Linked DNA regions of Homo sapiens: region 2 is linked to region 1. A link is a loop called in an ENCODE intact Hi-C map of the cell type or tissue named here. Cell type or tissue: natural killer cell. All regions are shown on one strand. Links, peaks and the distances in the headings refer to the core of each region. The heading gives the core; the rest is flanking DNA.

Region 1 (15,847 bases), core at 6,810-14,809:
TGACATACGCTAGAGTATGGATGAACCCTGAGGGCATTATGTTAAGTGAAATAAGCCGATCACAAAAGGACAAACACTGTCTGATTCCACTATTCTATGAAGTACCTAGAGGAGGAGGCAAATTCATAGACAGAAAGAATGGTGGGTGCCAAGTGCTGGGGGAGGGGAGAAGGGAAGTTAGTGTTTCATGGGAACAAAGTTTCAGCTAGGGAAGATGAAAAAGTTCTGGATGTGGACGGTGGGGATAATAGCACAATATGAATGTACTTAATGCCACAGAACTATACACTTAAAAATTGTTAATATGGTATATTTTATGTATATTTTACCACAATAAAAGAAAAAGGCCTCAGCTCTCTTAAGGCTCTCCTTTGCACCCCCATAACTAGTCCTCATAAGCATAGATTTCCTGAACTGGGGATTCCACGGGTGGGACTGGGCTTCAGCAAAGATATCGGCCCCCTGCAGATGTATACAAATTGTGGTATAGCATGCATTTTTCTGAACAGAGTCCTCAGCTTTCACCCATACTTGGAAGAGTTTGCGAGCCAAGAGACAGAAAGAACTACAACCTTTTTATTTTAAAATGGAAGCAGTCTTTGGCTTCCATAGGGATATCTCATCAATAGGGGGATCATTCCCACACCCCTCAAATCCAAGAGACAAAGATCACAGATCACCGAAGGGACTTGGCAGCCAAGCCCAAGCCCTTATTTTGCAGATGAGAAAACTGAGGCCCAGAACACAGAAATGGCTCCTGCAAGGCCATGTGGCCAGCCAGGGGCTGAGACACTCGGCCTCAACCCAGGAGAGCAGGCCAGCCTCTAGTGACAGGAAAGTGGAGGATGCTGGCCCCGACATTGTAATTCTCTCCCAGCCCCCTCCTGGGACTAGGGCATCCTGGACACCCTGGGGGGAAGGTGGGGGGGCTTCTGAGTTTTTGCAGGCCCCACGATCCTGGGCTCTTCCCCAGAAAACAGCCCCCCCAGCAGGGTTTTGATTGTGCCCCCACTGAGCAGGAGATGGGGCCCATCTATTTGTAAGAACGGTATGGTGCACTCAGATCACACTGATAACTAACTTTTTAATTTTCCCTCTTGGTTACTGATTCATGAGGGGGTGGGGCAGGGCTGGCTCAGAGGCTGCAGTGAGGCTGACAAGGTCCCCAGGCCCAGCTCTTGATGATCCTCACTTAGCCTGCAGGGGAAGGAGACACTTAACAGCTTCATGAGGTGACTGGAAGGTGGGACAGGGGACAGGGACAATCATTTAACCTCCGAGTGAGCCACCCCAGAAAATGCAGACAGCTAATCTGCCAACGGCACAGTCATATCTTGGCGTCTTATTGTTTTTGTTCCTGTTGAGTGACAGTCGCAGATCAAAACGTAAGAAAGCAATACTGAAATGAGCACACAGTCGCTGGCCTGGTTATCTGAGTTGTCTTCTGGCTGAAAGAAAGTCCCGACTTTGCAAGATGAAATTGGAATTGAGACCAGATCTTCCCTTTCTGCTCTGATCAAACCCCCCAGCAAAAGCAGCTCTCCCCGCCTTTTCTTCCTGGTGGGGCTTCACGGAGGAGCGAGAAGAGTAATTCAATTAGTGAACTCCACAGAGCTTGGAAGCCATCGGTTGGCCCCGGGGGAACAGACAGAGAAGGATGAATGTGAAAAGGAAACACCCTGGTAACTGCATCTTAGATTATTTCATCCAAACCCAACCCCAGACAGGCCAGGGCCTCACACACAGGGCTGACACCTCAGAAACGGGCTTAACCCTCAGATTTAAAATTAAAAAGCAAGAATTTCCTTCATCCCCCAGATGGTCTTCGTTGCGAATCAAGTCCTCTGGAGTTACAAAGGGAAAGTCACTCCTGGGCTTTGAAAACATCCCACTTCTCCTCTGGCTGTCAAGACATTAGATACTGTCTTTCCAGATGTTTCCCCACCCCTTGGCCGTGGTCCACTGAGGAGCCTGGCGCTAGGCTGGTCACTTCCACTCTGTGCTGTGCCCCAGGTACTACCAGGGTCTGGAGGGTGGATTATAACCACAGCTCCTGTTCTTCCTGCTGTCATCTTACAATCAGCAAGAAGCGGGGTGGGGAGGCGGGCTGGAACCAAAACCCGGGAGACCTACCTCTGTTTATCCACAAGCTTTGCTTTATCTCAATTCTCAACAGACCACACAACCAAAGCAGAAGTAGAAGTGGATGACTCAAGAGCTAGGCCCATCCCAGGGGGCCCACCCTGCACCTCCCCCACCTATGGCCTGGCTTCATGGAGGGACCAGGCTCCTCTGTCCTACAGAAGCTGCCCCTGCCTGCCTCCAGGTAGAGGCAACTCCTAGTCAATCCCCCCTCCCGCCGGCTCCATCCCCATGGATTCAACATCACCTTCGGACAAGCCATTCCAACTGCCAATTCTTAATTCTAACCCAGCCCAGGAACTGGTCCTCTGCACAGCACACAGCCTGGCACATAATAGGTGTCAATACATATTTGCTCCATAAACAAACCACAGGGACACACTGGCTTCTTCCAAAGCAGCGGGCCCACCTAGCTTCACACCCGGCAGAGGGAGGCACATGTGAACCCACCTGAGAGGGGAGCACACCTTCCAAGCACGGAGTCAGCCAGAAGGACCAAGTCCCTCTCCTGGACTCCCCACGGAGGACACAAGAGGGAAGCCCTGTTCTGCGCTAGGTCACACTCAGCCGCCGCGGCATATGCCACTGAGAGGTGTTTCCAAGGCCGGCGCCGGCCCACCAACCTCTGTGGGCACACCACCTGCCCACAGCATTCTGCTTTGGCGTCCTGCTCTGTTTGGACAAGTTGCCCTCACCAAGTGTTCAACAATGCTTTTACACACCCCAGGGCCCTTGTTGTGTTATGAAAACAAAACAAAGCACGCTAAGGAAAAAGCTGGGAGGGTGGGGGTGAGCGTGAGTGGAGAGCGGGCCAGCCACACACACAGGTCTCTTTCTTTCTGGTCTCTGTCCTAAAGACGGCTCCTTGGCAGCACGGGCCGGGGCACTGTCCCATGCCCTGTGTCATTAGAACAATGACATCAACAAAGAGGGGATTTAGAAACCCAGAGACAAAAAATGGAACTGGACCTTATCTGCACCACTGTAGGGCTGTGATAAGCCCCCTCTCTGGGAGATGCTTCTAGGTGAACCATATCACTCCTTCCTCCAAAGCACAGCACCGTTACTGGACACAGCTGTACCAGGGCAGCTCCGAGACCCATTTCCCCTCCACTCCTCACTAGCACCCTAGAAATAGTCTCAGGAAAGTTACAGAACTCCTGCAGGATGAGGGGGACACGGTGGCTTGAAAACACGAAGGCAGCCCTGAGTTCCCGGCGGCTAAGTGCCAGGTGCCTCTGTTAGGGGAAGGCAGTACCGGGGGTGGGTAAAAAGGCTAAAGGCGTGAGTAAATTCTTACGTACCCCCCATCAAAAAAAAAAATACAATCTTTTTTTTGCAAGTTAAAACTGAGCTAATGACACTGGGTGGGGCTCAGTGTTGAGGACTCCCCAGCCAAACCAAAATTAGCTTCCAGCCAAGAGCTGCTTGGCCTTACCATTTGGGGAAGGAAGCTGAAAAAGTCATGAAAGATTCTTTAGTAAAATGGGAAATAAGGCGGCAGTTAACATTTCAACTGAAGGTGACCCTTCTGGTAAAATATTTTTTTAAATAATAAAAATAACATAAAGTTCTCAAACAGCCTCTTTCTTAAAGAAAATGGCCTACATGTTCTCGTGGGAGTGGAAGGGAAGAAAAAAAAAACACAAAACAGAAAACAGGCTAGCCGTTTCTCAGCCACTACCTTTCACGAACCACTTTTCTCTGGAGTTATTCTCAAAAAAAAAGATGATGCAATTTCCTGTCTTGTCCCAATATTTCCTGTTAACTTACAAGGTGAAAGTTATCACCCTGTTTTAAATAACTGTCCTCAACACCGCTGAAAGTCCCTTTTCCCAGCCAGTGCCCACCCCTATCAAAAAATGTCCCCATCTTAGAGTATAAATACGATCATTTTCTACACCTTTTAAGAGTTGGCTTCGTAAGAAGCCTGGTTCTCTCTCTAGCAGATACTGAATCCACGGGGCACCTTCCACGGGAGTGGAAGCCCACATCTCCCAGGTGAACCCACAGAGAGAAACAGAGAGGCTGGGGGGCAGCCGAGTCCCCCAAGTGAGCCAACAGGTTTAGGTAGAGTGGCCGGGATCAGGTGAGTGTTGCTTTCTTGGTGTGTTAACCACTAAATTGAGAACTGTGCCTCAGCAGTTAATAATATCTTCCCGCTGAAAATAGCCCGGAGAGGAAGCCTCTGTGTGACAGTAGGCAGGCAGCCAGGCTTGGGGCTAGCCATTCAATACCGAGCGAGAGGTGGTAGGGCCAGTGGTGACCTCCCTGTGGCTGTGCTTACAGTATCCTTTCACGAGGCTCCCGCAAAGGGAGGGTGCCCGGGCCAGTCACCTACGGCCACTGCAGCCCTAGAACTTGGGCAAGGACATCACAGGGACTGGGGTCTCCAGGGGCCCAGGAAGGGTCTGGATCACCAGCTTTTGGAGCCAACCCTGGCACCATCCTGGTTCGCAGTCACTGGGATGGGCAGGCCAGGGGGACCCCGCAGAGTGAGAACAAGCATATTCACTTCCCCCAGCAGAAAAGTCAGGCCGGGAATCAAACCAGAGGGAACTTTCCTGTCTCTCATTTCTGGAACCCACGAAGAAAAAAGGAAGGTCGAAGGATCAGCACAGATGTGTCTGCTTGCTCAGGTAACACACAGCAGAAGGCCAGGCGTGGTGGTACACGCCTATAATCCCAGCACTTTGGGAGGCTAAGTCGGGAGGATCACTTGAGGTTAGGAGTTCGAGACCAGTCTGGCCAACATGGTGAAACGCCCTTTCTACTAGAAAAAAATTAGCCAGGCATGGTGTGGCACGCCTGTAATCCCAGCTGCTAGGGATACTGACGCATGAGAATGGCTTGAACCCAGGAGGTGGAGGTTGTAGTGAGCCGAGATCACGCCACTGCCCTCCAGCCAGGGTGACAGAGTGAGACTCCATCTCAAAACACACACACACACACACACACACACACACACACACACACCACACACACACACACGAGATCCCAGGCAGGCTACCAGCCTTGCTCCCTGGTCCATCAATGTACTTCCCATGTGACCTCAGGGCTGCCACCAAAACAAGTGTCTACCATCATCAGGTCCTAGGCAACTAACAGAAGTCTCTCCAATTTTACTCTCCACAATCACTGTTCCTTATAGATTATCCAAGTATCTACATGTATTTAAAACCTACCGCTGGCCATTTTTTGGTCAAACTTGTGGTAAAATACACATAACTTAAAATGTGCCACCAATGGCATTGAATACATTCGGTGAACTGTGCAACCATCACCACTCTACAGTTCCAGAACATTTTCATCGTCCCAAAAGGAAACCCGGTCCCATGGGTCCCTTTTACAATCCCATTCATGACAGCAAAGCAAAACAGTGGACCATGTATAGTTAATAATAGTTTTCTCTCAAATGTCTCTACAAAGAAGCAAGAAAGTTATCTGGGAAGCTGAATCCCGAGGGATTTTAGTGTGCGAGCAAGTCCAGGAACCAGCACTTTACACCTTTTTTTTCTTCTGCCAGGTGAAGACAACTGCTTTGAGAGTGCTGCTCCGAGTTCAAGGCCTGGACCGAAGGAAGTAAAGACCAGCCTGGCCATCATAATTCTGCAAGGAATTATGACACAGTAACAACAATAATAAAGGAGCAAAGAGGCCGGGCGCAGTGGCTCATGCCTGGAATCCCAGCACTTTGGGAGGCCAAGGCGGGCGGATCACCTGAGGTCAGGAGTTCAAGACCAGCCTGACCAACATGGCAAAACCCTCTCTCTACAAAAAAGTACACAAATTAGCCGGGCGTGGTGGTGCACGCCTGCAATCCAACTACTCAGAGGCTGAGGCAGGAGAGTCCCTTGAATCCAGGAGGCAGAGGTTGCAGTGACTCGAGATCCTGCCATTGCACTCCAGCCTGGGCGACAGAGCAAAACTCCATCTCGAATTAAAAAAAAAAAAAATTAAAACATTAAAAAATTTTAAAAAGAAGCAAAGGAAGCCAAACTTGATCATGAATTCTTCGGCATTTCCTCCCTTTTCACTGCTCCACCGGCTCTGAGCTTGCCACGGAGGTCCCATAGGTGTACAAGTCTACGCAGCTACAGTCAGGCTTTGCTAAGTAAAGGCATGTGTGTGTGTGTGTGTGTGTGTGTGTGTGTGTGTGTGTGTGTAGGAAGTGAGGGGCAATCAGCATGCTACAGTGTCACCAAAAGTGACACCACCCAAAGCCTGGCCTTCACCTGGCCCTCTCCCTTTGCTGGCCCAGTTCAGCCTGGGGACAGGATGCGTGAGGCGGCAGCAGACCATCTTGTCTGGCCGGCAGAGCAGCCCAAATTTGCTCCAGAGATTTTAAATGCTGTCACCCTGTATTTAACCCCTGCCGGACTGCCTCATTCTTTCCAGGACAAAAGGGGTTTTATCAGTAAGCCCTTCTCCAGGGGGAAGTGCATGACCTGGGGCACTGCAGAAGAGGCGGGGTCCAGGACTGGTCTTCACCAGGGTGTGGGTGTGCACCAGGTGAGCCCGCCCCAGCCCTGACTCATCCTGTTGGCAGGTGTTTAAGGAGAGGCAGAAGGTGTCCCCTGAGTTCTAGGCCGTCATTTCTCACAGTGGCCTGCAGGGTACTAAGGGGATGGGAAGGAAGGAGCTTGCTCATGGTCACAAGCACCTGTCCACCTGAGTCCCCCAAAGTCCACGCTCATGAGCATTTGGATGAAAGGCCCACATGCCTGTGAGCTCAACCTGTGCCCCCTGCCCTCACTCCACAATGGCATTAGAGACCTCAGTGAAACCATGAGCTGTTTTGTAGCCAGGCAGGGGGAGGTGACTTAATTTAAAAGCAGAGCAACAGGCGCCCAGGCCCAGGTTCCCAGTTCATGATCACAATTCCAAGCCAGACAATGAATAATTGTTCACGTGCAGCTGATTAACTTTCCTTAAAACAGGATGGAGCAATGTTTCCTAAGCTACTTGGTTTGAGCCCAAGTCAACTGTGGACTGAGCCAGGGGTGCATTTTCAGATTATATAGGTATTTTTGAAGGCTCTCCTCTGAGACTATGACAGATGCCAGCAAGGATCAAAGAGAAGGAGACAGAAACATCCTTGGATGCTGAATGGATACTGACTCAAGGACGCTCCCATCCCCCAGACTTGGGGACTAGTAGCCACATATGAATCTCAAGCAAAGAGTTGGCCACCCTTGGGTTGGAGGCATGGTGCCGGGTCTCTCCAACAAGCATGACTTCGCACAGCCAAGAGATGGAGTTTCCCAGGACACGTGAGCACTTCTGTCTCCACTGCCTCCTACCTCCCTCCTTGAGATCCATGGGAGCACTTCTTTTGAAGTTTAAATAACTACAAGTGGTTGCTGGCTTCCAATCCCTACCCTAACTGGGCAGGTCCATATGGCTGAGGCCCAGCCAGCTCCAGACATTCATATATAAAGGAGGAGGCTAGAAGATGAGTCTGCAGCTGAATAACCTACAACTCACAAGGGAGATGCTGCTCCCTCAACCCACTCAAACCAGGACAGCAGACAGGCAAAATGAAAGCCCCCAGACAGAAACTCCAGATGGAGGCTGCAAAGATGATAGCTTCCAACACATGCTCTGCATTCCCAGTGATCCCCGGAAAGCTCTGGGAGCAAATCCTTTCCATCTCCACGACGGAGCTGAGCCTAGAGGCTTCCCAGCTACATCAGACCTCTCCCAGGTGATCTTCCTGAGCCATGACACATCCATGTCCAAGCAGCAGCAAGGACCTGTTCTGGAGTTGCATGCCTTTCAAAAGACACCCATCCCAGAGAGTCAGGCACAGACTGCCAAATCACAAAGCAGAATCAATCCACAAACTCCACCCCACAAGTCCACAACCTCTTGGAGAGGCCGCCCTGACATCAACCCACCCCAGCGACAGGGACCCACCCTATCCCAGAGCCTGCCTGTGGGCATCCGCACGCTCTCATGTGTTTGCGCACGGGATTGTCTATCTGTACGTCTGCGGCAAAACCCACCCACCCACACACCCACCCCCACAACACACACACACGCATACACACACAAGCTTGCACCCAGCAATCCATCTGTCTCAGAGAGCCAGCTGTCAAAAATGAAAGTACAATCTCCTGGAAGCAAGTCACTGCCTTCTAAAAATGTCCCATTTTCCCAGACCGAGGAAACTTGCAAGGGTGGGGTGTGTTTCACTGCAAGTCCCTAACGACCAGGCCTGTCGTCTACCCACCCCCCCACACCCCCCCAAAACAAAGCTGCAATGCTGGAATTCCAACCTGCAGCCAGCAGCCCCGCCCCCGGGCTCCTACCCGCCCACTCCCCTTCCTCCCGGGCAGTTTGCAAGGGCGCAGGAAAGGGAAGGGCCAGCCTTGGAGTCACCCCTGCATTTCAGGAGAGGACCGGCCTTTGAGCACACCCCACCCCCACCTCCGAGGCACCACATTTTCACATTCGGCTGTTTTTTCTTTCCCTTCTTCCCTTGCCAAGAGAATCAAGCCCTGGCTCCTGCTGCCGACCTTCCTCCCACCCTAAACTGAGCCCCATTCATTAAGCCCGCTCTCAGCCAGGGCAGGACAGGAAGGAAAACAGCACACAGGGCCTGTGAAAGAGGCTCAGAGAGGTTATTTCAAGGAGGAGGAGGGAGAAACTCCTCAGTTTTCACTGCTCCCCACCTTGCTGCCAGGCTCCCACCCCCCAACCTCAGTGTCTGCTATGCCCCTTCCCCCATCCAGCCCTGCCACATCCAGTCACTGGCCTCATCCACAGCAAGGCAGACACACCCAGGCCACCCCCCATGGAACGATCAACTTCTTGAAAAGGAGGAGGTTTGGGCTTTCTCCATTTACAAAACTCTCTGCCCTGGACAGGGGCCAATAAAGTTCCCTTTTGGAAGGCATTCTCGCTACAAAGAGGACAGCCCTAGGTTTTCTCCGTGCCCATCACCTCCCCTCCAGACGCCCCCAAGCCGGTGACATCAACCCCCAAAACAGTGTACCCTCCCCACCATGGCCCATTATGAATACACTGCACCAACTCTGAACGGAAAGAAGAAGGAGCTCAAACTTTGAAGCCTTTGGAATTAGTAAATCAAGAGCTGAAATTCAAAACAAATGCTCTTGCCATGTGGAAGGCCCCCTCTTCTCTCTGCAGTCTTCTGAAGCCACACTGCCCTTCAGAGAGTCACTGCTTCTTCCTGGCAGCTCCTTATTAATATCTGTGTCTACAATTACCTGGAGGGGTGAGGGGAAGGAGTTAATGATTGTTTTACCCCCAGTTTCTTTCTAGGACTGGAAGAGCTTTGGGGAAAAAAAGCCCACCCATCGGCCAGGCGCAGTGGCTCACACCTGTAATCTCAGCACTTGGGGAGGAAAGGGTGGGTGGATCATCCGAGGTCAGGAGTTCAAGACCAGCCTGGCCAACATGGCGAAACCCCATCTCTACTAAAAATACAAAAAATTAGCTGGGCACAGTGGTGGATGCCTGTAATCCCAGCTACTTGGGAGGCTGAGGCAGGAGAATTGCTTGAACCTGGGAGGTGGAGGTTGCAGTGAGCCGAAATCGGGCCACTGCACTCCAGCCTGGTGACAGAGCGAGACTCCGTCTGTGTGAGCCGAAATCGCGCCACTGCACTCCAGCCTGGGCGACAGAGCGAGACTTTGTCAAAAAAGAAAAAAAAAAAAAAGCCCACCCATCTCCTGAGGGCTTCACAGGTCACATGGCACGGGCGGGTGAGGAGGCACTCAGGCTGGTATCTCAGCCTGGTGTCGTCATTTCCTCCGGCAGGGGAGACAGACAAGATGTTATCAAGAAGACAAACCTTCCGAAAGGACCCTTTCAAAAGCTGCCACTTCCCTTGCTTATTTCATGTGGTTTGGAGGGGCCGGGGCTCCTCCCTGCACATTCAGGGTTTAAAAAATAAAACCATCTAACAACATCCTGAGCGTGTTATTCTGCTGAGACCCTTTCCTCTCATTGGCCTTCTTTCTTTCAAGAACTCTCTCAGCCTTAGAAAGCAGAAAAGATGCAGTTCACACACTGCTGCCTTTTCTCCCTCCTCAACTCCTCTGTCCACTCCCACCGTACTGCCTGAAGCCCCCTCCCTTCTCTAGGTCCCTCTTTTTCCTGCTCAATTCTCATTAGAAGCTTTGAGTAAACAATACCCTCAGTCTCAGATAACAGAGTATATATTGCATTGAAATGAAAACAAACAAGGGTCTCCCTAAAGACGTTCTCAGCAAGCTCAGTTCCTGAAGAGGAGAGCCGGGGAGGGAGCCGTCCGGGAATGAACTTTGCCTGAGCCAGCCATGGAAGACACACCACCAAGTAGTCAGAGCAGGTACCCCACAAAAAAGGGTGCCCCTCACACAAGAGGATACACCACAACAGGGCACAGCTTCTATTCGAGCTGCTACCACGTGATCCTACAGGCAAGGAAATGCCAAATGCCCAAAACTCTGCTGGAATTTCTGTTTTTAAGGTCGTTTTCCCTCTTGCTTCAGCCAGTTCTTAGAAAATCTAGTGATGACATGGTGGGGATGGAAAAACAGGTAGAAATAGGATTTCTTCAGAACAACATGAAATGCGTCCCATGTACATAACCAGTGAGTTTCTCTAAGTACTGCCCTCTTTTCGCATCCTCAGGAACAACAATGCTCTGGCTACCCCGTGCCTGTCAGCCAGCCCCGTGACCCCCCAGCACTGGCATTCCAGGCCTTCACGCATACCTGTGAGCCCTGAGGAAAACCTGCCCCGCTAGGGAACAATTACAGCTCCTACTGTTGGCAGTGCTCCCACCCTGGTGCTCCCAGCCCCAGACATGTGCTGCAAAATCCTGCAGCAGGCTGGGCTGGGAATCAGAACTTGGGAGGGAAGCCTCAGATCTACTCTGAAATCCCATCGTATGCTTGGGATCTGTCTTCAACAAGTTCCCTAAAGGTGGGTCCATTCCCTTTACATCCCCCATGCGCAAAGAGCAAAAGCAAAAAAAGAGCTCAAATGCATGAGTTAATGACACCAAAGTCACCAAGCTGAAGCCCCCCAAGCCAGGAGCTGCTTAAAAATAACCGGGCAACACTTCACACACCAAAGCAATCCCCAGCTCGCTCTTGTCTCCCCGTCCACGGAACGGATCCAGTGTCCAGAGCGTAAAGGACTGCAGGATGAGGAGCTGAAGGGCACCACAATGTCACCACCGATGCATCCAACTTAAGGCATATAAAAATGAGAATGAAGTCCAGACCAGCTGGGGTGGCAGAAGGCCACCCCCATTCCTCCAGTCTTTAGCAATTTCAAAAAAGGTTGGAATTGCCAGGAAAATAAGAGAAAGCATCTTACCTGAAAGCCCCCCAGGGGCCAGATAATTCGTTCCCCCTGTTTCAGCGGAGGAAGGCACAGCATCTGGACAGTCTGCTGTGGATTTGAAAAGGGGAGAGAAAGAAATAAATACACAAATAAAAACACCAAGATCCATCTTTAAGCACGCTCTAAACAGCATGAAAGACAAACCACACATTCCAAAAGGCTGACTCGCGGCCTTGATGCTGATTATTAATGGTCTGCTCAGGCTTCACTGCCCATCGTAAGACAGACCACAGCACCTTGTCACCCGTCTGGGCTCCGGGCAGCCAGTTAATCATTACTCGAGTCAGGCTCAATGAGACTGGCTGGAATTTCTCTTGCATTACCAGTCCCCCATTACGGATACCAGGTGGTTCCCAAGGTCAAAGGAGGTTTGGGTTGGACTTTCTCAACCCTGGTTGCTCTGTCATCCCTCATCAAGGGCAGAAGGCTCTCTCCTTGGAGCCCATGTCCTCTCTGCCTTCATCCTTTTAAAGACAGGTTTCCCAGTTCTTGAAAACATTCTCAAGATTGATGTTGGGCTGCCGGGACTTCTTTCCCCTTTTTTAATTGAGGACTAACTTAAGTAGAGCAAAGTATACAAAATCCCAAGTAGACGCAATGAATGTTACTCATGTATACATCTGTGTAACCACCACCAGATCAAGACAGAGAACATTCTCAGCAAGGCTCCGAGCCGGAGGGGAAATGTTCTACCTCTCCCAGGCTAGTCCAAACCCCTCATCTCTGGAAACCTTCCCAGGCAACCCCAGACCTGCTAAGGCTCTCTGCCCTCAGTTCCTATAAAACATTTGGCACCCAACACTCGGAGTTTCCTCACTGATTTTTACCTTTAGATTGCATCTGCCCTTAACTAGACTTCTCTTCAACTTCTGTCACCCTCAGGTACTCTGCACAGTGACCTCACCGTTAATGAGGATAATGACAATTCCAGCTGAGAAACAGTCTCCACAACCGCCCTCCAAGCAATTAAAGCAAAACCTAATGTCCATGAACCACAACTCATTAGTCCCATGAAACACAAATACACAAGACCCTGTAAGCTTGTCATGCACCACTGGCAGCGCCAAACTCCCTGAAGTCCTAGCGGAGAGCCCGGCTAAGGAAAGGTGCTGCCCAGGTCCGCAGCAAACACAACAGGTTGGATCGTGCAGACACCAGGCCTCCTACCCCAGGCCACCAGGACAATGTCCCTGTGGGTTTCCAGTTGGAACCACTTGGCCATGCTGGCAAATAGGAAAGCCAAAAAAAAAGAGCAGACGGGCAAGTAGCCCATGGGAATCCTTTAGTGGCCTACACATAGCCCCAAACCATCTCTGGGTTTCTGCTGTCTGCCCTCTTAATGCTAAGTTTCTCTCTCTAACTCAGGGTCACTCCCTCTCCCACATTCTCAAGGCTGGAAGGACAACTTTTCAAGAACTCTCCTAAGCGGGCGAGGGGCAGAAGTGGAGGCAGGCGTGGGGGTGAGGTGGCTGCGGTGGGTAGGGGGAAAGAAGACTGTGTGTGTAATCTCATTTTATCAGGGTAAAGTCTAATTCCTAACAGGAATATACAGTTTTACAGGATACACTTAATCAAACAGAAAACAATAGAGGCAGGCAGGAAATGGAGTTACTTGTTAAATGGTGTATACCCTGCACTTTCTAAACCATTTTGATGGCCTTCATCATTTTCTAGAGATAGGCTTCTCAACCCTCTCCTCCACCCACTCCTCCCAGATGGAAGACACCCCCACATTAAACATAATGACTTATCCACAGCCACTCCCCGCCACCTTTGGCTGGCAGAATCCCAGGGGCAAGGTGTGTTTCAAAGGAAAAGCCGGGCATCTCAGAGCAGAGCTGAGACCACATTCAGGGTGTCAGCCCATCTCAGATCAAAGGTAAGCCAGCTCCACACAGGCAACCACAAGCATTTTTGTGAAATGGTGCTCTGCCCTTCTGCAGTGGCTTTGATCTCAAGAGGGATTTACAAACGTTAATTAAGCCTCCCTACCACCCCTGTGAAGAAGCAAAGTATACCTGTTCCATAGGCAGCCAGGTAAACTGAGGCGTCACTGACTAGCTCAAAGGGCCACCCAGTGAGCTGGGCTATTCCCAAGAGTCCAGCCCTATCCCATGGCTCTCACTCCCCAGGCAGGCTATGGAGTCCCTACCCTCTTTCCTGGAGGTGGCCAGGCCATCCAGACTGGCCTCAAGGTTAAAGGAGCCATACCTCCATCTCTCACCCACAGAAAAGCTCCGCATAGACAGATCTCTGAAGTCAGGGTCTCACCTTAGGCCTGTGTCGCCTGTTCCCCAGAGCCCAGGCTGGCTGGCAGACAGAAGCTCTAGGCCACTCCTGACTCACGCAACACTAAGTGTTATCAAGCACTTGGTAAGCACTAGGTTCTGCGAGAGAAAAAGACTCATTCCTTTCTCCGAGCAGCTCCAACAGAGTCTTTGAAAACCCAACCCTGGGGAGCAGCCAAGGAGCGAACTATTGAGAATGAGTACAAGGTAAAGGAGCTGGGAGTCCCACGATAGTCTCAGCAACTGCGTTCTGAGCTTCCTAAGTACTGTTAAAGACAGAGGAGCCCCTACTCACCACTGTACCCCAAGGGTCCCAGCTCTGCCCCAGGTAGTTCAACCAACCCAGAACTCAAATGAACCCTGGTTATAAAAGAACACAGCACTGCCAGGTGCAGTGGCTCACGCCTGTAATCCCAGCACTTTGGGAAGCAGAGGTGGGCAGATCACACGAGGTCAGGAGATCGAGACCATCCTGGCTAACTCGGTGAAACCCCGTCTCTACTAAAAATACAAAAAATTAGCTGGGCATGGTGACGGGCACCTGTAGTCCCAGCTGCTCGGGAGGCTGAGGCAGGACAATGGTGTGAACCCAGGAGGTGGAGCTTGCAGTGAGCCGAGATCGGGCCACTGCACTCCAGCCTGGGCACAGAATGAGACTGTCTCGGAAAAAAAAAGAACACAGCACTGCATCGGAATCCTCAAATTTCTAGGTAGGCACATCATCATGCCTGTAAAATGAATGACTGAACCAATGAATGAATAAATGAATGAATGACCTAATCTCTTTCATCATGCTGATTTTAAAAGAGGCCTAGAAAAGTTAAGAGGGACCTCGGTTAAGAGAGAAACGCAGTGCCAGATCTCAGGTCAAGACACCAGACTTCCGATCTGGATTTGCAGGCTGGATCTGCCCATGGATACTGGCCACCTGGGTCCCTCAAGAGCTCACCCAGCAACCCCCCAAGGCCAGCCATTCCTCAAACCTTTCAGACCATCAGATACAATGAAACACGGGAAGCAGAGCCCACACAGCTATCCCCGAGATCCAGCTTTAAACAGCAAATTCTGACTTCTTGTGGGATGTGGAGGTGGGGGTGTCTTTCTGACTTCTGACAGCCACAAGTCACAACTGGCCTCCCCTAGGTTCAGTCATGTGAACACTCTTTCAAAGAAGGCTCTCCTGGTTGGACCACACAGTACCTAGGTGTCTAAAGTCCAGGCCTCCCAGATGCTGAGTGGAGTGGCTTAAATTATAGCAAAATGGAGTTCCTAGCTTTGAGCCCTCTGTGTCTCCAAAGGCTGCAGGGTACCAGGCCCCAGCCCCATTCCCACCACCTTTTCCTAAGATGGAGACTTCACAGGATGTATTCCTTTAGTTGTGCAACTGGTTAAGATTTTAACAGTTGTCCACTGTAAAACTTTGTGCCTGTTTCATCTAGTAACCCAAGACCAAAAATTCAACCTAAGGGACATAGAAACTGAAGAATGTAAATGGTCCATGTAGATTCCCGGGCCAAACATTCTCCCATACGCAAAATGGGGATGAAGACCTGGGTCAGCGCCCATCTGTGGTCTGACCTCAATGCCCCCGGCCACAGCAGCTGGCAAAACCAGCCCCAGACCTGTGAGGGGGGCGGGGGGGGTGTGCTCCAGCTCCAGACCTGGCTGTCCTCCAATGTGGCAGGACAATTCCCTTCGTGGGGGCTTTGTCTATTACTGATGCTAAATTCTTACACAGCAGCGCCTTTTCTCATTTCTTTTTTTGTTCTATTTTCAACAAAACGTTTTGGGTGAGTAACCAGCTGTCTTAGTTTCCGATTGGCAGGTTAATCACTTCCTATTGGCTGATCTGGAGAACTTTTCTCCCCCTTGGAAATGGCACATTCCTGTCTTTGTGGCTTCTCTGTTTACACACATTTTGCTACCTAATGTCAACACTTGCTAATGAATAAATATATCACTCCACTCACCGAAAATGAGGCCCTGGCCTGGCAGAATGACTGCTTAAATCCTGAGAACAGATTTATCCCAGTGTCTCTGCAGGAAACCCA
Region 2 (15,847 bases), core at 3,217-11,216, 130 kb before region 1:
GTTGGGTGCTTAGGTTTTTAGATTTTTATGTGCATTAAGCTTATTTTTTCTAATATTTTAAATTGTTTCCTTATGATAATTACCAGAAGTGCAACTACCAGAGCAAACAATAAGAACTCTTAAGACTTATTTTAAGGATTTTCAGAAAAGTCATACCAATGCCCATATATAAGTGCCTGTCTCACTGCATCCTTACCAGCATTGACAATTACCATTTTAAGTTGTCCTTATATATATAGATGGGAAAAAGACGTTTTCATTCATTCAATTACTACTGATATTGAATTAAGTTGTTTTCATATATGTATTAGTAATTTACATTTTGACACAGGATTTACCTCTTAATGCCCTTTCCCCATTTGTTCATGAGGGATTTCATACTTTTATTACAAATTTGAACACACTATTTATATATTAAGACCATTGCCCTTTGTCACATTTATTGCGTGTATTTTCCTGAGCATATCAATTGTCTTTTAATATTTTGATGCATTCTTCCATTGTCTTAGTGAAGAAAGCCCCCCTCCTTCCAGAAATGTGAGAAATACTCTTTCATTCTCTTCAAATTTTTGGTCCTTTTTTTTTTTTTTTTTAACATTTGACTCTTTATTCCATCTGGAATTTATTTTAGAGCCCAGTGTGAAGTAAGATTCTAAATTATTTTCCTCCTGATACTTAGACAGCTGTCCCTGCACTGTTGCTTGAGTGAATAATGCTTCCTTTGCCACTGATTTGTGGTCCTCAAGGGATCATGTGATAAACCTTTGTGGATGCCAAATTTGTTTCTAGGCTATCTGATCTAGCTCTCCATTCGGATGTCAGCTCTACAGCCTCTTAATGAATAAAGCTTTATTAAGGATAAGTTAAGAGTAGTGTAACTCTTTCCAATGTTGTTTTGTTTTTAGTTATTTCCCTTGCTATTCTTTCAAATTACTTTTAGGATTATTTTTTCAAGTCTTCATTTCCTTTTCTCCCAAAAAAGTTCACATTGGGATATGGAGTACAGATTGATATTAAACCTGTGAATTATTTCAAAGAGAATTACCATCTTCACAATGCTGTCTTCTCAATAAGGAATTGTGTGTGTTTCTTCGCTAGTTGAAGACGTTCTCTTAAATCTTTCAGTTTTGTTAGGCAATTTTCTTTATAGAATTCTTGCATATTTCTTAATAATGTCACTTAAGTATTTTATTGCTTTATTAAATGAGCTTTGTACATTAAAATCTCACTAGTTAATTCTGTCATAAAAGAAAGCTGTTGATTTTGTGTATTAATTTTGTATCTAAATATTCTTATTAATTAGTCACTGAACTCTCTTGTTAATGATACTCTTTATTAAAGGCTTCTCTCAGATTTTCCATATATTTAATCAAATCATTTTATCTCTTCCATTCTAAGGGTCATAGGTGTTGCTGCCGTTTTTTAATCAAGCCTATTGAAGTAATACATTACATTTATAGATTTCCTGATACTAAGTCATCCATGCCTTCCTGATAAAAATCTACTTGGTTATAATGGATCTGTTTGTTAGTATTTCACTTGGGATTTTATATCTATTCACATTAGCAAGATTAACTTGTAGACTTCCTTATTTGTAACTTACTATCATGAGATTTTGTTTATAGGGAACTGGTTGGAAAGCGTCTCTTTTTCTATGTTCTGAGTCAGTTTGCAAAGGAAAGCAGTTACCTAATTTTTTGGAAGTTTGAATGAACTTACCTATAAAAATTGTAAGTTTAGAGATTTCCTTATAAAGGTAATTCTTTCATAACTTTCATTTTAGCTTATGAATTTTTAGTTTATTCTGGCTCATTTCTTTTTTAGCAAATGTTGATTTTTTTAATGAATCACCTATTTCATCATTTTTTCAAAATTATCAACATAGAGTTATAAATAATTTTATTATACTTTTTTTCTATATCATATCTGTTTTCATATCTAATTTTATTTCTGTTTCTTCTTTCTTGATTTTATATGTGATTTCCTTTCTCTATTTCCTAAGTAATTAATTTGGGGGTTTTATCTGTATTATGTCCTTATATTTCCTTAGCTATTGTTGGTTTTCTAATTGTTTTAGTTAAATGTTTAGATCAACATTGTCTGGTAGAAGTATAATGTGATCTACATATGTAATTTTAAATTTAATAATATGTGTTATAAAATTTCATAGGTAGGTAATATTTTTAAAATATGAGACATTTTACATTCTAGTTTTTATACTAAGCCTTTGAAAAGTAATATCTGTTTTACGCTTACAGCCCATATCAGTCGGGATAGCCACACTTCAAGGGCTCAATATATTGTCACATGTGGATAGTGGCTACCATATTGGATAACATTGGTTTAGATGATATATTTTCTTCCATTATTTAGTGGCCAAAATAGTTAAGACTATAAATTGACCTTTCATTATAGTTTTGACCACATCCCACAAGTTTTTATAGTTATTTCCTAGATAATCTAATACAGGTATTGTATATTTGAGTATGTCTTTATTTCATTTTTCTTTAGAAGAATACCTTTTAAGTATTCAAGCAATTGGCTATTTTTTAATTGTTGTTAATTCATAGTCCCAGTATGTAACCTGTACAATTTCTATGTTTTGAAATTTATACTGAGATCACAGCTTACTATGAAGCTTGTTTCAATTTAATCTTATTAACTATATTATTTAAATCACCTAAGTCATTTGTTTTTTATTCATTTAATCGGCCATAGAATGTTAGTGGTTTTATTTCCTGATATAATTCTTCCTTTCTGGTTTTTTTCCTATGTTTCTTTTTTTTTTCTTATGTTTCAATAGCTTCAGGTATATTCAAATCTATACTATAAAGTCTATAACATTTTGTGTTATCTCTTTATTATGGATTGTATTTTTATATATAAAACCTTATAATTTTATTTAATAATTGTTATCTTAAAAATACTTCCCTTTTACTACTACTTTATTTTCATTTGCTCACTCTTGTTTTTACCCATCCATTTATTTTTTTATATCCTGTTTTCAGTTCTGCTAGTGGTTACTAGTGTTTACTTTTAGCATTTTAAAGGCATACTTTCATTTTTTTTCTCTGATTCCCAAGCTTAAGAAAGATGCAATAACCTGTGAATCCTTATGGCCTAAATTAGGAAATGTTGTGTGCTTTACAGACTTCTATCCCCTTCCCACCAGTATTTACTAATCTCTAGTAATTTAATCTTGGATTATTAAGTCACTACTACTATAAAATTCTTATTTAAATTACATTTTAAAATTAAATATCTTCTCTTCCAAGGATTATTTCTGGCTTTTGATTCCATTGTATAACCAAAATTATAATGACTTATTTTAACTTAACTTAATAAGTCTACCTGGTTGTAGTTTCAGTTTTCCCTTCTGTTTCTTCTATACCATGGTTTCCTCAGAGTTAAATCATAAATTTTGTTGGCCATAACATGCATTCGGAAAGTTCTTTTTATTTTTTATTATTTTTAATTGTAGTTTTAAAATAACATAAAATATACTATTTCAAGCATTTCTAAGTGTACAGTTCAATAGTGTAGAGTCACATTCTCATGCAACCAGTCTCTAAAACTTCTTCATCTTGCAAGACTGAAACTCTCTACCTATTAACCCCCCATGTCCCCTGCTCCCCAGCTCCTTGTAACCACCATTCTACTGTCGTTTCTGTTTATGGGTTTGGCTACTTTAGATACCTGCATAAGTGAAATCATGCAGTATTGTCTTTTTGTGACTGGCTTATTTCACTTTGCATAATGTGCTGAGGGTTCATTCACGTTGCAGCATGTGTCAGAATTTCTTTCTGTTTTTAAGGCTGAATAGTATTCCACTGTATGTATATATCACGTATTGTTGATCCATTCATCTGTGGGTGGATGCCTGGGTTGCTCCCACCTCTTGTCAGTAATGCTACATACTGACATCTCTTTGAAATCCTGATTTCATTTCCTTTGGATATATACCCAGAAGTGGAATTGCTGGATCATATAGTAATTCTGTTTTTGATTTTTCGAAGAATCACCATACTATTTTGTTTTTTGAGATGGAGTCTCACTCTGTCCCCCAGGCTGGGGTGCAGTGGCATGATCTCAGCTCACTGCCACCTCCGCCTCCCGGGATCAAGCAGTTCTCCTGCCTCAGCCTCCCGAGTAGCTTGGATTACAGGCACCCACCACCACACCTGGCTAATTTTTTATATTTTTAGTAGAGGCGGGGTTTCACCATGTTGCTCGGGCTGGTCTCGAACTCCTGACCTCAAGCGATCGACCTGCCTTGGCCTCCCAAAGTGCTGGGATTATAGGTGTGAGCCACCGCGCCCAGCTGGCCATACTATTTTTCATAGCAACTGCAGCATTGAATTTTTTAAGATAAACATGTAGGAGTGATTTGTTTTAGAACTTGCTTATGTAAGATCTTTCTCTCGCTTTCACTCATAGGCAGGTTTGTTCTTTTCCCTTCAAACTCATGAAGACGTTGCCTTCATGTCTCTGAATTTTTAACCTCAAATAAAGAAGTATAAGGCCAACCAGATTTTTCTTCCTTTGTAAGAAGACTGTCTTTTGTTCCTTCGTAGCTGTTTTTAAATTTTTCTTTTTCTGCGAAACTAAAAAAGAAAATTCAGCGGGGGCAACGTAGACCTTGTCTCTACAAAAAAATTTAAAAGTTAGCCAGGCATAGTGTTATATGCCTGTAGTCCCAGCTACTCAGGAAGCTGAGGTGGAAGGATCACTTGAGCCTAAGAGGTCGAGGCTGCAGTGAGCCTTAATCGCACCACTGCACTGCAGCCTGGGCAACAAAGCGAGACCCTGTCTCAAAAAAAAAAAAAAAAATGAAAAAAGAAAAGAAAATTATTCCGCTAAGTAAAACTGGGGCAGGGCAAGGGACTTCCGGAACACTGTGAACACTTTTTACCCAAAGAGTCAACTCATTTTTATTATTATTTATTTTCAGTGAGAAAGTTTATTTCTCTGCTCTCTTTGTTCTGTGTATTCTGGTATGCTTTTTGAAAACTTCTCTAATTCACAGACTAGATGTCCACTCTCTATCTTCTCTATCGTTTTTCTTTTTGTTTCTAGTCTATTTATCTTTGTATTCAGCTTTCTGGTCTATTTATCTATTCTGCTCTCTAGGTGGTTTCCAAGTTTATCTTCTGCATTACTTTTTCTGCATTATCCATTCTATCCTTTACTGCCTCCAATTCATTTTGATTTTGCTGTTGGATTTCTAGTTTCCATTGGCTCTCTCCTAATCCCAGTTCCTGTCTCACACTTCATTTCAGCCTGAGAGTTGCTTAGCTAATCACAATCCCTTCCTTCGAATGCCTATTCACACATCATAGAATCTATATTGTCATTCTCCTTACATACAAGCCCACATGTTTTGCACTTGAGTTTTTCATTTTATTTATATCTGGTTGATTGTCATTAATATGTTCAGAGTTACACATTTCCATTAAGTTTTCACGACACTGCTCCTTTATTCTGCCAGGCAGGATTTTTGTGTAGATGCCATATTGCTCTGCGCCTCCCTCAATCCTGAATGAGATCACCCCTGTCTGGTCTTTTGTGTTTGCTGTGCGCATCAGCCTTGGACTAGCTTGGTGTCTGCTTAGGCAGAGTCTCCCTCTCAGACCTAAAGCTGGAGGGTGGCTTCATGAGCTCATCTCAAATCCAATTTCCAATATTTAGCAGGCATTCAATCTCCTAGTAACCTTTGCTAGCCCAAAACAGAATGCTCTCTTGATGCCATGGATGATCAGGAAGAAACTGAGTCAAGAGCTAGTTCTTTGATCAGATGCAATCTATTTTTTAAAACTTCAGTTCCTTGTACACACTGCCTCCAAGTTTTTTCCTGCCCCAGAGGGCTTTGCCTGAGAGCACCATCCCTTAAAGGACACAGCATTTCACCCAGTCTCCTCCTGCCCCTGCACTGCCCCGAATCTCCAAGGCCTGGAATAAGGGTGGTGCAGATGGGAGCTGCCTTAATACACAGGCACAGGGCTTTGCTAGTACTGACAGATACTGTCTACCAGCCAGAGACAGATAGAGGAAGGGGCTGAAGCCTCAAGCTACCCCCTGTCTTTGGTCTTCTGGGTCCCCTGGGCAACCAGAATTTGTTGGTGACAGCACTTTAGTTAATGATGTCACCTCCTGAGTCTGGGAGGAGTCTGCTGGGGAACTGTTATCTTCCTTCTCAGTGTTGCTGTGGGACTTTGTTCTTTGATGTGTGCCTTCATGGGTATTTTTAGGGAATATAAGGAAATGACAAGCTGGGGGTTGATAGAGGGGCACCATTTTAACACCCGAGTTAGCACTTGATAAAGGCCTAGAGTTGTGGTTCAGAGCCATGGTTGCACGTTAGAATCAGCTGGGGAGCTGCCAAAAATTACCAGTGTCTGAGCCCCACCCTGACCAGTTACACAAGACTTTCCGGGGTGGGGTCCCAACATCAGCAGCCTCAGAGTTCCTCCAGGTGACTCCAATGTACAACCAGGGCAAGAGCGTTTAACCCAGAGCAGAGAAGGGGCTTAATTTTTCATTCAAGTTCTAGTACTGTGTGGCCTTAGTCATGTCTTTTAATATCTTTGTGCCTTAGTTGTCCCCATTTTAAAATGAGAATGGTAATGCCCACTCTTGCTCAGATCACATAAGAATATTGTGGGATAAACAAAGGTTCATGAGAATGAAACCACCAAAAGATGTGTGACTTCAAGCCCAGTAGTGCAGGGTCCTTGGCAGGCCCTGGGGTGGCAGGCAATGTAATTCATTCATTCACAAAGACCCTGAACAGCTAGGACCCCCTGTGAACACTGCCTGCTCCAGGCTCTGGACTAGGGAGAAGAGACAAAGCTGTCAAAGATGCTGGGCACGCACTACTTGCGGGGTCCCTGGAGTCTCTTGTGGTCCCTTTTCACCCTGGGTGAAAGATAAACAGCAGAACTCTACAATCATACCCAGGTGGACAATTCAGTGAGAAAGGAGTGGGGAGGCAGGAGGCCTGAGGGGTCAATATGAGGCCCATGAGGTCTGCAGGCATGGCTGCACTTACAAGGGACCGTGTGGACAAATGGCTTCGTGGAAAGTACAGACTTGGAGAGTGACTAAGCGTGGGCTCTGATGCACTACTTTCCAATTTAAAAACACCATAAGAGCTGCTCTTGCCACAAAAACAAACAAAACAAAAATGGGTAACTGTGAGATGATGGATATGTTGTTTGCTTCACTATAGTAACCTTTTTACTGCCTATATGTATCCCATTGCATCATGTTGTATACCTTAAATATACACAAAAACATTTTTTGAAAAATAAAAAACACCATAAGGAGAAAAAATGTTTGGTCTCCAGAGCAGGCTGACGTCAGTTTGAATCCCAGCCCTGCCACTGGCTCATAGTCATGGGCAAGTTACACAACTTCTCTATCCTCAGATTCTCCATCTATAAAATGGGGCAGTAATAGGACCTGCCTTATAGGACCATTGTGATAACTATGTAAAATACCACAATTAATATCCTTGGCTCAGTGTCTGGCTCACAAATAGCAGCTGCTGCTGTTACTGTTTTACATATAAATATAGATATCAAAATAGTTATAGATACACACACAAGTATATACTTTTTTGTAACTGATGAAACTCAGGTCATTATAAGCTGTGGCCTAGGCTCATCCAAAGCTGGCACTGCAGGGCTTCTCAGCCAGCCCCTGACCTGCCACCTGAGGAGACCAAGGCCCACCCTCTAGATTGCACCTTCATCACTCACAAGGGACAGATGTTAACCAAGTCATCTCTGAGGGCCTTCCATCTCTGGAGATGCTGAGATTCTGGTGCCAAGGATGCTTGGCTGAAGTCAGCAGTGGTGTGGGGGACTGGGCTGTGGGAATGCTCTGAGTCACATTCTACAACCTGTCTTCCCATGTTCTATTTTGGTGGTGACACAGTCACCCAGACCAAGAATCTTGGCGTCATCTTGGAGTCTCCCCTTTCCATCAACCCTTACAACCCACCACTTAGCAAGTACTATTGACCTTCACAATGTCTCTTGTGTCACTCCTGTATTGGTCAGCTATTGAGGCTGAACAAACAACCATAAAAATCTCAGTGGCACGCAGCAGTAAGCGTGCATGTAGATGGTGTGTGTGCAGGTTGGTTGGGGGTCACCTGACCTAGGCTAGACTTAGGTGAGGCCCTGTCGCATATGTTGCCCACCTTCTCCCTGGGACCATCAGGCTAGCCCAGAGAGAGTCTTCTTAGGATGACAGAAGAAACATGAAAGTCAACATAAATATTTAACGCCTCACATCAGAATTGGCACACCATCACTCCTGCCTCATTCTATTGGCCAAAGCAAGACATATGGCCAAAACCAAAGACAAGAGGTAGGGGAAATATCTTTCTGAATATTATTTAAGCTACCCCAGATTCTTATCTTTCAGCTCTCAGAGCGCTGAGGTTTTAATTTCATCCTGCCTGGATGCTTGCAGTGGCCTCCTGTGTGGTCTCCACACCTTAGCTATATTAACCTTTCTGTTGAGCACTGGTATGACTGTGGTATTTCATGGCCCCATCCCCAAAACCTTCCCTAGCGACCATCCCATGGAACCCAGCTCCTTGGTTTTTTATACTTTCTTCTCTTGTATCACAGTGATGAATGAATATGTCTTATCTTAGCTCCTAGTGCAGAGCCTGTCACACAATGGGGCAATAATATTTTTAAGGAGGATGAATGAATGAATGAACGAATGAATGCCTAGGCCCCTCGAGGGACGGGCTGTAGCTGTGTAGCCCAGTGCTGGGGCGCTAGCCCACATGGTCCTCTGTTGCCACTGCTGATGATGTGTGGGTGGGCAGTGTTCTGGTTACCCCCAGTCCACCACGCAGAGGGCATGACTTGGGGGTTAGCAAAGGGAGACGGTTTAGCCACAGGGAGTTAAGTGGAAAAGTGCTGAGTCTGGGGAGGGTGTCACCTCCCGTTCTACCTCATCCTCCCACATCAGCATTGCTGTCAGTGAAGGAGGATGACCAGCAGGTCTGGGCAATGCCTAGAGGCAAGGAAGCTGTGTCCCCAACCTGGGGACACCTGAAGAAGAGGTGTTATGGCCCCAGGTCAGGGTGGTCCCAGCCACAGAGAGTGCAATCACGCACCCCCATCCTCATTTAAAACATGGGGTTTGCCTGCTGCCCAGGAGCAGCCCCAAGACAACAGATGCTCTGCACAGCAGGGTGGCACCCAGGCCCCTCCCCAGCCCCGGGAGGCTGACGCGGTCTCTCATGCCTCCACAGAAGGACTTCACGGTGCGCGAGGAGCTGCAGCAGCAGGACGTGGAGCGCTGGCTGGGCTTCATCACCTTCCTGTGCGAGGTCTTCGGCACCATGCGCAGCAGCACAGGCGAGCCCTTCCGTGTGCTCGTGTGCCCCATCTACACCTGCCTCAGGGAGGTAAGAGACCTGCCGCCTGTGCCCCCTGCACAGCCAGACAGCACCAGGTCTGGAATGCGTCTCAGATAACTGGGACAAAGCTGTGAGGGTAGGCTCACTTAGAAAGGGACCCATCCGGGCCAGGCACGGTGGCTCACACCTGTAATCCCAGCACTTTGGGAGGCCAAGGCAGGTGGATCACCTGAGGTAAGGAGATCGAGACCATCCTGGCAAACACGATGAAACCCCATCTCTACTAAAAATGCAAAAATTAACCAGGCGTGGTGGTGGGTGCCTGTAATCCCAGCTACTCGGGAGGCTGAGGCAGGAGAATTGCTTGAACCTGGGAGGTGGAGACTGCAGTGAGCCGAGATCGCACACTGCACTCCAGCCTGGGCGACAGAGCGAGACTCGGTCTCCAAAAAAAAAAAAAGGGGGCCCATCCTTCAGCAAAGAGATGTGCAACAGCAGTCACTTCTGCTCCCCAAAGCCAGGTCTTTCTTCGTTGGGTTTATATAAAGGGAACCAGCACCCCCTTCCCCCGTGGGGTGTTGTGAACTGAGGCTCCAGTCATTCCCAATCGGGAGCACTGGCTGCAGAGGGGAGGCCTATGGTAAGTGTTGTCTCAATGAGCGATCTTGGAATTGGATTGGACTGGTTTGCCACTGGATTATTTATTCTATGAAAACATATTTTCTTCTAAATTTCATCTGAAAAAGAAAGAAACAAGAATGACCAAGGAACTTTTGAGAAGCAGGAATTTAGCAGGTGGTTGCACTGCCAGATATTATAACTCACTTTCTACACCCCTCTGGCTGCTGTCAGGGGAGAGAATTGAAAGGGGGCAAAGTGGAAGCTGGAAGCCGAGTGGGGCTGCTTAGGCTGCGCAGCAAGAGGTTGGTGGCTTGGAAGACAGCCTCGGAGTGAGGGCGAAGAGCACGTTTAGGCTCTAGTTGAATTTCTGAGTTAGAGCCAGCAGGACTCGGTAATGTGAGTTGGAGGGAAGGGAGGAGGGGACATGGGCTCCCCGTTTACCAGCCTGGTGGCCCCATTTTCTGAGATGGAGGATACTGGATGAGAAATAGAATGGGGATGAAAAGCAAGAGTCAGTTATGTTTGAGTCGCCTGTTAGCTGTCCCTAGGGAACTGCCCGGAGGTTGGCCGGGTGGAAGGGTCTAGAGATCCTGAAGAGGTCACGCATGGAGGTAGGGGATAGAGGGTTCTGGGAAGTATCGATATGCACCTGGTGCTCAAAGCTGGGGACCAAATGGAACCACGCAGGAAGAGAGTATAGATGGAGAGGGAGAGGAAGGGGGCGTGTAAGAACCCTCACAGCAGCCCTTCACTGGGACCTGGACGCCTCCCCCATGTTGTACCCTCCCACCACCGGCAGGCCTCTGCAGGGGCTACCAGGACACAAGGAGGAACAGCCTCCTGAGAATCAAAGGACCAGGACAGAAAAGTGTCCTGGGTTTGGCAACAAGCAGGTCACGGGCCCTGGGTGTCAGCGGAGGTGAGGACAGGAGTGTGGACACGTCTTTCGAGAAGTTTTTCTGTGAATGGCAGCAGGGAAGGAGAGCTGTGGGGTCAAGGGGCATCTTTATGGTTTTGAAAGAAAGACAATAATAGAGCAATTTAAGAGAAGGGAGGGAGTGTATTTATGAGTGTTTTTGAAGCATCCGTTTATAGAACAATAGCATGCTCATTCCAGACAAGCACAGAGCACACAGTTCTCTCTCGGGTGTTTTGTAAACCCATGAGCCTCTGCCACTCCATGTACCCAAACCACATTTCTTAACAAATGCACTTGAAATCAGATTTGTTTCGCAGATTCAGACAATGGCCTCTCCTGACTTTGTTTCACTCTCAAAGTGCCTTGAGCTCAGAATGCAGCTCCAGGAGGGCTGGCAGCTCTGCTTTTTGCACCCTTTGGAATGACATGGAGGCTAGGAGCGGGCCTGCGTGGCCTCTTGGGTCCTCCCATCCTTGCCTGCATTGCCCTGTGCCCTGGACAACCCACCTCGAGACAGGGAGCAGCACTGTTCTAGGGCAGTGACCTGAATTGCCCCAACACGTTCCCTCTGCGTGATCTGGACACCTCCTGGTGTTGTCGTCACCTGCTCCTCCGAGAGGGAGGCAAGGCTGTAGCCGAGCGCCGGCCCTGGCTGCTGGGACACTTTTAACACCGCCTGAGGTAGTGCAAATATTCCAGTGTGAGATCCGGAGGTGCCAGGAGATGTGTGCAGACAAGAACAAAGAGCCACGCCTAACGCACACTTGTTGGATGCATTCAAATTTTCGGGCCAGTTTGACAAACACAGACCCATCCAATGCTCATGGTAAACTTGAAGAATAAATAAATCACCTATGGTCTTCTCCAATTTGTAAAAGAAGAGGGCAGAGCCCCATGTACCAAGCTAACTAGGGCCGGGCTGCAGCAGGGTTCACATCCTGGCTCTGTTGTTCATCAACTGCACCACGTTGGGAAGCATTTACCTGCTTTGAGCTTTGGCTTCCTCATCTGTAAATGGTGCTCATGCTGCTTTCTCTGCAAGGTGCAGGGAGGGTGGCAAGGCATGGAGAGACAGCTAAGTGCACTAGGGACAACGAGGCCGGAGGATGGAAGGAAGTGCCCGGGGCACGGCGTCTGGCAGAGAGCTAGTTGTCATCTAGGCTGATGGGGCCTAGGGGCTGAGCACATGCCTAATCTTAAAGGGCTACTTGGGCTGAGTGTCCTGCCCAGGGACAAACAGCTGGTCCATGCCAGAGCTGGTCTGGAGCTCCTGAACTCCAGGTAGGGCTCTTTCCAGGAGAAATCTTGGCTTCCCTAAAACTGGGCCAAAAGAAAAGATGGGGACTTAAAGGGGTGCCCTACGGATCTCAACAATCCTTGTGAACAGCCTGTTGCCTTTCGCAGCTCCGTAGGGACCCCTGAATTCTTCAAGCCATTTGCTGCCTCATAACCAGGCTTGACCTACATCCCTAAAGCAGGTTGAGCCGGCTTATGGAAGTTTCCAGAGCCAAAGGCACAGCTGCAGCCCCCTCCATGCTGGAAAAGCTTAGGCTTTCCCCCTGGGGCCATGTAGATGTCTGACCCCAAATCCACAGCACCCACTTTGCCCTGAGATCCCCCCAACTCCCAGAACCACCCGCAGGCCCACATTTCCAGCTGCCCACTACACCTGTCCCAGGTCATACCTCAGGACCCTCCAAAAGGATGTGGTCAGAACTGCACCCCAAGACCCCCTGCTCAGTGCAGCTCTCATGCAGGCCCCCACCCATGCTGCCTGCCTCCCTGCAGCCAGGTAGCAGCCCCAGAACCCACGCCACGGCCTTTCCGCTGTCAAGTCACTCACTCCATCCCCTGCGTCTGTACCCCCGGGGCTCCCCTGCAGTGCTTTCCTTGCTGCTTCTGAGTAAAACCCAAACCCACAGGCCATCTCTGAGTGAAGGGTCTTGCTGAGGGTGAGGACAAACCCAAGGGATAGATGCAAAGTCCTCACCATCCAGCCCGTCTGGGGGTCCTTGTGCTCACAGAGGCCCCCTTCATTCTGAGGTCCAAGCTTACTCGGTCCCCACGCTCCTTTAGCTCAAGCATGTGCTTAGTCCCCAGGCGCCTCAGCCTGGAGGACACCCAGCTCTCTGGGAGTCCCTGGGGACATCCTTTCACACCCTGACCTCATCAAATTAACCATTCTTTAAGTTACTCAAGCTTGAAACTTTGGAGTCATCTCTGCCTCTCTGTCTTCCTGTCCCTGACACTTCTTCCTAGGCCCAGTTTGAAGTCACCTTTTCTGTGTGGCACCCCCTCAGCACACCAACAGCTTCCTCCTAAGGGACCTGGAAGTGTCCTCTGTCCTTACTGCTCCATCCTCACCCCAGCCTCTTCACGTTGCCTTGTAGTAGTGTTCAGTAACGGTAGCAGCACATCTCACTGCATGGACGCCTCCATCTCAATCGAGTGCCTCGTGTGTTCTTTTCTCTTTTAACTCAGACAGCACTTTGAAGATTATCATCCCCATTTTTCAGAGGAGAGCAGAGAGGTCAGGCAACTTGCTCAGGGCCACACAGCCACCAAGCGGTAGAATCAGTCCTGGAATCCAGATCTGACCACCCCATTTCACTGCCTTGCAGGCAGAGCAGGGGCTACTCTGTTTGTTTTCTTGGTGCATAACTCAGCACCTATATGGTAGGATCCCAGTAGATCTTGGTGGAATTGATTCCATTTTTGCCCCAACTAACATGCCAATCAGAGATCCTTCTTCCAGAGATGAAAAAGAAGAATTTTCAATGTGTGCTTTTCTTGTTTAAGAACAAATAGTTTCTGCCGAGGTGGTTTTCAAAGTGATTGAAGAAGATTATTGGTCATCTGTAGCTGCAGGAGTCTCCTTGCTCTGCTATTTACAACTCATATTTGCTTAGCAAGCTCCTTTTTATTTTTTAAATATTTTTGAATTTCTATTTTTAGTTTTACTGTGGTAAGGATACTGAATATGGATCTACCCTCTTCACAGGTTTCTAAGGATAAAGTACAGTATTGTATCCATAGCCATAATGTTGTGCAGATCTCCAGAACATATGCATCTTGCATAACTTAAACTTTCACCCATTGATTAGCGACTCCCCATCTGCACTTCCCCCTAGCCTCTGGCAACCACTATTCGTTGCTTCTTTGAATTTGACTATTTTAGATACCTCATGTAAATGGAATTATGCAGTATTCGTTCTTCTGTGACTGGCTTATTTCATTTAGTAATGTCATCAGAGTTCATCCATGTTGTTGTATATTGCAGTTTCCTTCTTTGTAAAGGCTGAATAGTATTCCATCGTATGTATATACCACTTTAAAATTTTTTTCTTGGAGGTTAATATTTGTACATATTTATGGGGTACATGTGATATTTTGTTACATGCATAGAATGTGTAATGATCAGGTCAGGGAATTTAGGATATCCATCACCTCGAGTATTTATCATTTCTATGTCTTAGGGACATTTCAAGTCCTCTCTTCTAGCTATTTTGAAATATATAATGCATTGTTGTTAACCATAGTCACCCTACTGTGCTATCAAACATTAGAGCTGATTCCATCTAACTGTATGTTTGTACCCATTACCCAACCACTCTTCATCTCCCCACCCCCACCCCCAACACACACACACACACACACACACACACACACACATTGTTTTATCCATTTATCTGCTGATGGACATTTGGGTTGTTTCCGTGTCTTGGCTTATTGTGAATAGAGCTGCAATGAACATGAGAGTGCTATATCTCTTCAAAATCCTGATTCAAGCTCTTTTGGATAAATACTCAGAAGCGGGATTGCTGGATCATATGGCAGCTCTATTTTTAAGTTTTTGAGGACCCTCCATTTTGTTTTCCACAGCAGATGCACCATTTTGCATTTCTACCAACAGTGTACAAGGGTTCTAATTTCTCTCCATCCTTACCAGTTTGTCTTTTGTTTTTTTTGCTCACAGCCATTCTAACAGGTATGAGGTGATATCTCATTGTGGCTTTAATTAATTTGCATTTCCCTGATGATTAATGACATTGAGCATCTTTTCATATACCTGCTGGCCATTTTCCATGTCTTCTTTGGAGAAAGGTCTATTCCAATTCTTAGACTAGTTTTAAATTGAGTTATTAGGTTTTTTGCCATTGAGTTTTAGGAGTTCCTTATATATTTTGGACATTAACTCTTTATCAGATGTATGGTTTGCAAATATTTTCTCCTGTTCCATACTTTGTCTTTCTCTCTGCTGATTATTTCCTTTGCTGTGCAGAAGCATTTTAGTTTGATGCAATCCTACTTGTCTATTTTTGCTTTTGTTGCCTGTGCTTTTGGAGTCATATCCAAAAAAAAAAAAGTGTCCAGACCAACGTCAAGATGCTTTTTCTTTATGTTTTCTTCTAGTAGTTTTACAGTTTCAGGTCTTATATTTAAGTCTTCAATCCATTTTGAGTTGATTTTTGTATATGGTATGAAATAAGAGTATAATTTCTTCTTCGTGTGGATATCCAGTCTTCCCAAGACCGTTTATTGAAGAGACTGTCTTTTCCCCATTGTGTGTTCTTGGCACCTTTGTTGAAGATCAGTCGACTGTAAATGTGTGGATTTATTTTTCGACTCTCTATTTTGTTTCATTGGTCTATATGCCTGTTTTCATACCAGTACCATACTGTTTTGATTGCTGTAGCTTCGGGATACATTTTGAAATTAGGAAGTGTGATTGCCTCAAGCTTTGTTCTTCTTCACTCAAGATTGCTTTGGCTATTTGGGCTCTTTTATATTTCCAAGTGAATCTTAGAATTGTTTTCTATACTTCTGTTTTTAAAATGCCCCTGGGATTTTGATAGGGATTGCATTGAATCTGCAGATTGCTTTGAATAGTGTGAACATTTTCACAATATTAAATCTTC

The links. Hi-C counts contacts between places; a loop is a spot of excess contacts. Peaks named below come from ENCODE experiments on the same cell type or tissue, not always from the same donor. Only the 100,000 strongest peaks of a DNase experiment are listed, where the experiment ranks them.
Region 2: a loop joins it to region 1, with 6 times the contacts of the local background. A loop is called at or near these places in 10 of 110 quality-filtered maps.

Annotation. Positions count from the first base shown.
Region 1 is chr18:48,931,000-48,946,846 of GRCh38, forward strand. It overlaps SMAD7 (SMAD family member 7), which reads right to left. Exons shown (of 4, transcript NM_005904.4): 3 at 11,482-11,556. Among named protein-coding and RNA genes, the nearest start is that of SMAD7, 12 kb to the right of the region's middle. RefSeq lists enhancers at 1,444-1,593, 1,852-2,737, 4,179-4,248, 10,452-11,409, 10,894-12,093. In natural killer cell, for the core only: no CTCF peak of the experiment used is centred there; DNase peaks (open chromatin) are centred at 9,922, 10,422 and 13,392; H3K4me3 peaks cover 295 bases; H3K27ac peaks cover 2,541 bases.
Region 2 is chr18:48,807,941-48,823,787 of GRCh38, forward strand. It overlaps CTIF (cap binding complex dependent translation initiation factor), which reads left to right. Exons shown (of 12, transcript NM_014772.3): 10 at 9,281-9,436. It overlaps CTIF-AS1 (CTIF antisense RNA 1), which reads right to left. Exons shown (of 3, transcript XR_935449.3): 3 at 10,060-15,847. Among named protein-coding and RNA genes, the nearest start is that of CTIF-AS1, 26 kb to the right of the region's middle. RefSeq lists enhancers at 3,548-3,597, 6,232-6,391, 12,976-13,225, 13,326-13,395. In natural killer cell, for the core only: no CTCF peak of the experiment used is centred there; DNase peaks (open chromatin) are centred at 5,631, 6,281, 7,101 and 7,791; H3K27ac peaks cover 4,459 bases.